Regions from separate parts of the Homo sapiens genome. Here region 2 is linked to region 1. Evidence: read pairs that join two places in POLR2A ChIA-PET (ENCODE). Cell type or tissue: PC-9. All regions are shown on one strand. Links, peaks and the distances in the headings refer to the core of each region. The heading gives the core; the rest is flanking DNA. Region 1 has its middle 39 kb from the start of LINC02038. Region 2 has its middle 57 kb from the start of LINC02026.

Region 1 (4,398 bases), core at 107-4,106:
AAGTTGAATAAGACATCCTTAAGAAGCTGGCAGTCTGGTGAAGGCTGGGGTTGGGAGACAGTTATAAAGACCAAGTTGTTTCAGTAAGTCATAATCAGTGACACAGGAGGTGGATGTATAAGGTACTTTAGAGACCAGAAGGGGAGTACCTGGCCCATAATAATGGCTTTCATTCTTTATGAGCCAGACACCATGGTAGAAGCTTTACATGCATTATCTTTAATCCTCAACAAGAAAGGTGTGTAGTACTATCCTCATTTTACAGGTGCAACTGAAAAGGTTAATTAAGTAACTTGCTCAAAGTCTCTCACTTGGCAAGTGACAGAGCCACTGTTTGATCTTAGGTCTGCCTGACACCCAAGATCACACATGGATTCTTCACAATACCAGGGTGACTGATGCTCAGGGCGTGTTTCATCAAAGCAGGTACTTTAAAATATTCACTGATTTTTCCGTATTGTTTTTGTGCTATCCAAAACATTTAGTTGAAAGATAATGATTAATTTAAACTCACCAAAGTTGCCAACAACCCGCTAATTGCTGTTCTTGTCTTACTTGACCTTTCTGTGTATTGGTCTTGCCTCTGTCTTGAAAATCCTTCCTCCCTTTGGCCTTTGTAACATCATACTTGGCTGGTGTTCCCTCTGCCTCTTTGGATTCTTTTTTTCCACTTATTCTTTCTCTGTCGAGCTCCTCTAAGGCTCTGACCGCTACTCATTTTTTATTTATCAATCTCTAACCCTCTTCAGAAGAAGTCCATGCATCTTACTTATTTCTATTACTGTCATAGTCATGGTTTCCTCATTTGTTCCTTGTTGATTTCCAGATCTTTATATGTAGCATCAACCCCTCTTCTGAGCCCCAGACCTAGATATTAAATGCTCTTCCAACCTTCTCCACATGAAGCTCCCACAAGCACATCCAAGTCACCACACCTACCTCTGATCTCACCATCCTTCCTCCCAGACCCTGCCTCTTCTAGCCCAGGGAATCATGCCCCATGTCCCACTATTGGTCAAAGCACCCCTCTCCTTCATCCTTCCACACTTGAACAATGCCTCAATTCTCTTCATTCTACCTCCTAAATCTCTCAAAAATGCCTGGCTCAGCTATCCCCACAGTCACTACCTTGGGTCTCTCCCTTGTCTTCTCTATCTAAATGATAATTTTCTAAAACTTGTTTAAAAATTTAAACTTATAGATGATTTGCAAGGATAATGGATAATATAGAGTGTTCCCATACACCCTTCACCCAGCTTTCCTAATGTTGGCATCTCGTATAACCATGGTCCAGTTATGAACTAAGAAATTAACATGGTTTACTGAATGATTGTGATGGCCTTGTTGACAGATACTTTGGGTTGTCTATTTGCCTCCCCAGCAATTTTTTTCGTTTTTCAGCTTGAAGTGGAAATGTGTTCATCCCTAGGGGATGGATCATGATAGTTCCTTCTAGATGCTACCCTAATACTTTGCTCTTTCTCCATAATCATTGGGTCATAAATCTGTGTACGTGCCTGCTGTTGTCACTGGACTTAAAAGCAGAACTGACAACTGCATTCTCAGTAGGCACTCAGTAAATGTTTGTGATACAAGTGAACAAATGAATGAATGAGATCAGTGTGGCTAGAGCTGTAGGTTTGTATATGGCAACCAGAAAAGTGTCACTTATGAATTAAAAAGTTTCAACAACGATTGAGGACCCAAAGTCCTTTCTAACACAGAGGCCCAGTCCCAGTACAGATGGACCTAATGCCATTTTTATCCTCACGCTGACCATCCTTAGTGATGAAGGACAGGGATAAGCCTGGAGTCACAGGCTTCTTGAATCTCATGTCTGGGAAAGCGCCTTAAATCCAATGGTTCCCAGACTGAGTTGGCTGACTCAGAGCCTCCAGGGATGCGGCCTGGCAATCTGCCTGGTTAATAAGTTTGCAAGGTGATGCAGCAGGCAGCGGGAGCTGGCCCCGGTCCAAGAACCAGAGTTTGGAAACCCCTGCTGAAGGCCAACCTGCTTATTTACAGACAGCGTGGACCATCTACACATAAAGGCTCCATCCGGCTCTGACTTTTTCTGATAGATTTTTCTTTTTCTTTCATTTAAAAATAAGCCTGTAAATTTGGATGCCGTAATATGCATCATGGATATATAGATTATACTTTAAAAATGCCTTTTAGAAAGTCATATAAACCAGAAAATATCTCCAGTTTCTTTTTTTTCTTTTTTTTTTTTATTATTATACTTTAAGTTCTAGGGTACATGTGCACAACGTGCAGGTTTGTTACATATGTGTACATGTGCCATGTTGGTGTGCTGCACCCATTAACTCATCATTTACATTAGGTATATCTCCTTATGCTATCCCTCCCCCCACCAAACAACAATCTTAATCTTAAAAATTTTTATTATAAACCTCATTTTATATAATGTAACATCAGAGATATTTATCTTAGGAGTCCTGTGTTAGCATTTCATTAGGATCTGATGGGTAAATGATATACATAGGAATCCAGATTTAAGTCTGCAATTTTCATCCATTTCTACCCTGTCTTTTGGGCACTTGCTAGCCTTTGTTTCTACATATAGGATTTATCATTTTTATTACTAGAACATAGTACAGGGTTATAGACCAAAATAAGTCAATCCTGATATTCACACCTCTCCAGAATTGTATATCACCGTCTAAGGAAACCAAATGGCAGATTTTCCACAAATACCCAATATTCTGTAATGGTTTAGCTAGTTACTTACTTCATGGAATCAGAACTATCATATGTCAAAACCTGACCTAACCCTGGCTCTCCTTCTCATTCTGGATAAAGTGAATGAAGCTGAGGAGAAACTTGGGCAGCCCCACCATGGATCTGCACAGCCATCATTGGTGCAGGTGGGCTGCAGGGAGCAGGGGATGGTGGGCCACAAAGGTTGATTGACCACCTCAATATTTATCCACCTCAGGCGAGAACAATGCAGCTTCCAAGTCTGCGTTTTTTCAACTCAAAGCCCACTTGCTAAGTGCAACCTAGGGTCAAGCCTGTGGCTAGGCATGGGAGGAGAGAGTGAATAAGCTGTCACAGACAAAGCTCGCGGTGCAGTGGAAGAGAAGTTCTGGGAGTTCTAATGAAATCAGTGTTTCATGCAACAGTGACAAAACTTCTATAAGTCCCAGGTTAATTTGAATCCTTTAAAGGAAAAGACACTGGATGTTCAACGATCGGAGCAGAAATGATTTCATGGTCTGTGGTGCACATTTTTTGTTCTTTCTTCTTCACTAGAAAGTATTCTTTTCCAACAAACATTTAAGAAACAATTAAGCCTTCACGGCTAATCAGATGTACATGAAAATGCTTTGGTCACCATTTTTCTGGGCAACTGCTGTGACATCTGTTCTATACTACAGGGCTATAGGGGAATAAACCATTTCTATAGCCCTGCTTCCTTTGCCTGTGATGGGAGCATCCCACACCTGGTAAGTGTAACATCCACTGAGGAACTGTAGTTCTTCTGACTTCTCAAAGTAACTAACGGGCAAGGAGACCCTTTCTAACATTTTGATCTTGGGGCCCCAGACTTGAAATTTGCAGCTAATGCTTTCATCAGAGCTGTGACAGGTTTCTTCCTACCCTCTTTTCTTTTCTTTTCTTTTTTTTTTTTTTTTTAGCAGAGTATTGTTTTGTTACCCAGGCTGGAGTTCAGTGGCGCAATCTCGTCTCACCACAACCCCCGCCTCCCAGGTTCAAGCAATTCTCCTGCCTCAGCCTCCCAAGTAGCTGGGACTACAGTCGCGCGCCACCATGCCTGGCTAATTTTTGTATTTTTAGTAGAGATGGGGTTTCACTATGTTGGCCAGGCTGGTCTCGAACTCCTGACCTTGTGATCCACCTGCCTCGGCCTCCCAAAGTGCTAGGATTACAGGTGTGAGCCACCGCACCCGGCCCCCTCTTTTCTTCTTTCTTTCTGCTAGCATGTATTGAGCATACATTATGTACGAGGCCCTGTGCCAAACTCTGGCTTAGTTGATTGAGAACAGTTATGCAATAAAGTGACTGCTGACAGGTGTGTACAGAGTATTCTGAAAGCACCTGGGCCATCCATAGTTTTGTCCAACAATTATTTACTGGGCAATTGCTCTGCTGTGTCAGAGACATAGAGATAGAGATAAAGTAGAATGAGTTCCTGTTTTCAAAGACCTCACAGCCCAGTCATAACACCTAAATGGAGACAGTTATGAAACAAGACAGATAATATTGAATGGCGTTAGATACTGATAGTCTATCCACCCATCCTTCCAACCATGATCCAATCATACAACAAGTATTTATTGAATATCCACTACAAGCCAGCTCTATTCTCAGCTTTAGAAATGGAGCATTGAACACAACTAACATACAAACCAT
Region 2 (4,398 bases), core at 302-4,301, 140 kb before region 1:
AATATAGTGGCTGCTTTTTGTTCTGGGTGCTGGTTGAAATTTGAAAACATTTGGCTGGTTGTATACTTAAGATTTGGGTGGTTTTTGATGTATGATATTCTTCATACATTGTGTGTTTAGTGGCAGACACAGACACCAGAACAGGTGATTCTAAGTGCTAGTTACAGATACACCCAGGGCATTGTAGGAGAATAGGGGTCCAGGTGGGAGAAGCATGTTGGGTCCTGGAAGAGATGCTAGCATAAGCAAGGTTATGGAGGAGAAAAGACACCAGGGCAGGAAACTAGGAAGAGCCCCGTGTTGCTTGGCACATAAACTGTGAGGCAGGAAATGATGAGCATGGAGGGTTGAAGAAGGACTGGGGGTTTTATGTCTATGGAGGGTAGACTCTATCAGGTGGACAATGGGGAGCTCTGGGCAGGTGTCAGCCAAAGGGAGGAAGTGGTGAGATGTGCATCTTAGACACAGTTGGCAGAGGTTGGCTCAAGGCCAGGGGCACTTTTAATCCCATTGCCATTTTCCAGATGAGAGATGGGTGACAGCTTGAACGAAGATACAAAATTTCATGCATAATATGCATGTACACACACACATACTCACACACATCTCCAACGGCTGCAATAAAAGAAGATTTTCATATACCATACGATTCTACAGAAAATCCCATTTGAGTCTGGCAGACATAAAGGTATAATTGTCTAAGAGGAACTCATTTATCTCTTAAAACTTTTAATATCTCAAGATTCGGAGTGTGAGTTCAATGTCTCCTATGTCAGATATAAGCAGCACACATGAGGGCTGGGTGCGGTGGCTCATGCCTGTAATCTCGGCACTTTGGAAGGCCGAGGCAGGTAGATCACAAGGTCAGGAGATGGAGACCATCCTGGCCAACATGGTACAAAAGTACAAAGGTACTAAAAGTACAAAAAAATTAGCTGGGTGTGGTGGCATATGCCTGTAGTCCCAGCTACTTAGGACGCTGAGGCAGGAGAATCGCTTGAACCTGGGAGGCGGAGGCTTCAGTGAGCCGAGATCGCGCCACTGCCCTCCAGCCTGGCAACAGAGCCAGACTCCGTCTCAAAAAAAAAAAAAAAAAAAAAAACCACATATCTTGTATCTTTTGTATTTTTAGGGGGGAAGAAATTTGGGAGGAAGTCATTTTTTATTCTCTCAGTGGTTTATTTGCTGCTTGTCTCATCTTTGAAATATTTTCTGTTATCTACTTTACTGGCGAGACTCTAGTCCAGGGAGTGAACACTCTGGCTTAGCTCATCTTTTCCACCTTTAGCTATTCACTTCTTTTCTCATATGTTCCAGAAGAAACTCCCAAGTAGCAAAATTGATGAAGAGACTTTATCGCCTCTGCATAACCCCAGATTGCCTGACGTGTTTTCTCATGTCTTGTTCTTTTTTTCCTCGCTCTTGTCCTCCAGGTTTGAGTGCAATGGCTTGATCTCGGCTCACTGCAACCTCCGCCTCCCAGGTTCAAATGATTCTCCTGCCTCTGCCTCCCAAGTAGCTGGGGTTAAGGTGCCTGCCACCACACCCGGCTAATTTTTGTATTTTTTAGTAGAGATGGGGTTTCACCATGTTGGCCAGGCTGGTCTCGAATTCCTGACCTCAGGTGATCCGCCCGCCTCAGCCTCCCAAAGTGCTGGGATTACAGGCATGAGCCACTGCGCCTGGCCACATCCTGTTTCTTTAAAACAGAAGGCTGAAAGGTCTAGCCATCTATCCAAGAACAATGGCCAGCCCCTCTGTAGGCAGGCTCTGAGAGAGACGTCGATGATGCCAGACTCTCAATGGGGAGGGTAAGTTTGTGAGTGTGGACAGCGGTCTCATCGGCTGCAGGGAATTTTGAAAGAGGGATGGGGGACTGCAATGACTCACTATATTCTTCAAAGCCTTGCCTGTACACCAGGTGTAGGAGAGAAGAGGAGGTGGTGACAAGTACATGTGGTCATCTATCCAAACTCTCATGTTTCAAAGGAACATTAATTTCATTGTCCCCAGAGAGGAGAAGTAAATAATGAGGTATTGTCTAAGTCAGGTTGTTTCCTGCTGGAAGCTAGAATTCTGCAAAGTGTTGGACTTCGATCTAGACTTGGCTTTAGGTCTGTATGAGCCACTTGTGGGGAGCGTGGCTTTTGGCAAGTTACTTTACCTCTTGAAAACCCATTTCCTCTTTGTAAAAATGGGATAATAGAGCATGTCTTTTTGCCTTTAAAGGTTATGCAACATGCACTCATATGTTAATTGCTGCACTGTTCACATAGCAAAGACAGGGAATCAACCTAGGTGCCCACCACTGGTAGATTGGATCAAGAAAATGTGGTACATATACACCATAGAATACTACACATCCATAAAAAGAGTGAAACCATGTCCTTGCAGCAACATGGATGCAGCTGGAGGCTGTTATCCTAAGTAAATTAATGCAGGAACAGATAATCAAATATTGCATATTGTTTCTTAGGCGTAGGAGCTAAACACTGGGTACTCGTGGACATCAAGACGGTAATAGAAACTGAGGACTACTGGAGGGGGAGAGGGGGACAAGGGTTGGAAAACGAACTATTGGGTACTATGCTCAGTACCTGGGTAACAGGGTTAATTGTGTCCCCAAACCTCACCATCTTGCAATATACCCAGGTAATAAACCTGCACACGTACCCTCTGAATATAAAATAAAAGTTGAAATTATAGAAAAAATAAAAAAATAAAAAAGACTGTGAGATATTGGGAATGGAAATATTTTGGACATTGAAGAGTGCATTTTGAAAATAATGCTCTAATGTGAGAATTTTCTCCCGAGCGTTAACGAACTCACCACAGAGGCAACCTTGGTTATAGTGAAGGGGTCTGAGGAACAAGGAGAAAGTACACAAGATGCTCCCTCAAGGAGGCAAGAGTATACAACAACGTCTTGATTGATTATCCATTTTAGAGAGATCTATGGTAAATGCTCACGGGCTTTGTCTGGCCCCTCCGCATACCTCTCTCTTTGCAGAGTTTTGGAAACTCATTTCCACCCTCGCCAAGGCAAAAACACACTGGAAAGTGAAGCTGAGATTCAGTCATATTAGAAGGGGGCACTGGCCTCAGTACCCCCACCTGGGTTTGGGTCTCAGCTCTGCCCTTCTCTCCCTGCAGGCACCCGGGTAGGAATCTTCCCTCTCCGGGCCTCCGTTTCCCATCCGTATGTTGGTTAGAATATTATTAAGGTCCTTTTCAGCACTTGAAATGGATTCTGTGCTGTCCCAAGGCATCCAGTCAATCCCAGCTTCTAGTTGCTGCAGTGACTGGGTCACTGGTGCAGCATCTCCGGTCCACTCACAGCAGCAGTCAGGAACTTATGTTGCTGTGCTGATTTTCTGGTCCTCGTCCTGTTTCCTCACAGTGGCATGACGGATCGGACATGCCATGCGACTGCATGGTGGCTCAGCTTTCCTGGCATGCAAGAACGTGCAGGGTGCATACAGATGCCATGTTTTCTAACCATCGCAACTTTGAGGAGGCAGCAGGAGATGAGGCTTAGGAGGGAAGTGATTGCTCTACACAGCAACCCACGGTGGTGGGAAGAGGGGTCAATTGTAAAGTTGTAGGCCACCGGCTGAGACCTGCTGAGTGATGAGCATTACTCAGAGAGTGGGTCCAGTTCCCATTTTAGACCCAAAGTAAACTCTCCAGGCTCTGTTGTAGTTGGCTAATGGCAATCCCCAAACCACAGGCTCCAGAGATATGAGCCAGTGTTCCAGGAGAAGCCACCCGCAGGAGAGGGGAGGATGAAGGGAGAGAGCCTGGCTCAGAGTCCTGTGCTTTGGGGACTGATTGCTTCAGATGGAGGCATAGTGCCTCCTTTAGTTCAGGGTTCAGTGCTAAGATCTCAAGCAAAATCCAATCCACGTTCACAGATGCGCATATGGGAAGGGTGTTGAACTCGTTCTCCCCAAAGTCAACATCAAGAGAACCGAGGGACTGGTGGAGTCACTTGGAAGTTCTTCATTCTTTTTTTCTCAAGCTCAGAAAGACCAGCATACCACTTAGAGGCTTGGTTTGGACAGCTCTCCAAACCCCTGGTCAGATTGCTCTCTTGCAGCTAAAACACAGGGTTAGCTGAATTTTCTTCCAGACTTCATTGCAAACGATTATCTTGGCATATTATCTGTAACATTTCCTTTGGAGAGTTCCTCCATGTTAGAAAACAAAAAGTTTGCCATACCCTGTGAATGACTGAATTAAGAAGTAAAACCTCAAATCAGTCAAGATGCATGAAGATTTGAGTGACTTGTGAGCATGAATTACATGACAAAGACCTCATGAGGATGCCACGGCTAGGAAAGACGAGACCGTAGGATAATGTCGATCTGGATGCCTTTGCGACTTGTGAAATCTGAG

Evidence for each region. Peaks named below come from ENCODE experiments on the same cell type or tissue, not always from the same donor. Only the 100,000 strongest peaks of a DNase experiment are listed, where the experiment ranks them.
Region 2: POLR2A ChIA-PET joins it to region 1 with 13 read pairs; 3 of 35 experiments call an interaction of 5 or more read pairs at or near these places.

What each region holds. Positions count from the first base shown.
Region 1 is chr3:193,803,190-193,807,587 of GRCh38, reverse strand. No RefSeq gene overlaps it. Among named protein-coding and RNA genes, the nearest start is that of LINC02038, 39 kb to the left of the region's middle. In PC-9, for the core only: no CTCF peak of the experiment used is centred there; a DNase peak (open chromatin) is centred at 1,957; H3K27ac peaks cover 997 bases.
Region 2 is chr3:193,944,681-193,949,078 of GRCh38, reverse strand. No RefSeq gene overlaps it. Among named protein-coding and RNA genes, the nearest start is that of LINC02026, 57 kb to the left of the region's middle. RefSeq lists an enhancer at 4,390-4,398. In PC-9, for the core only: no CTCF peak of the experiment used is centred there; a DNase peak (open chromatin) is centred at 1,878.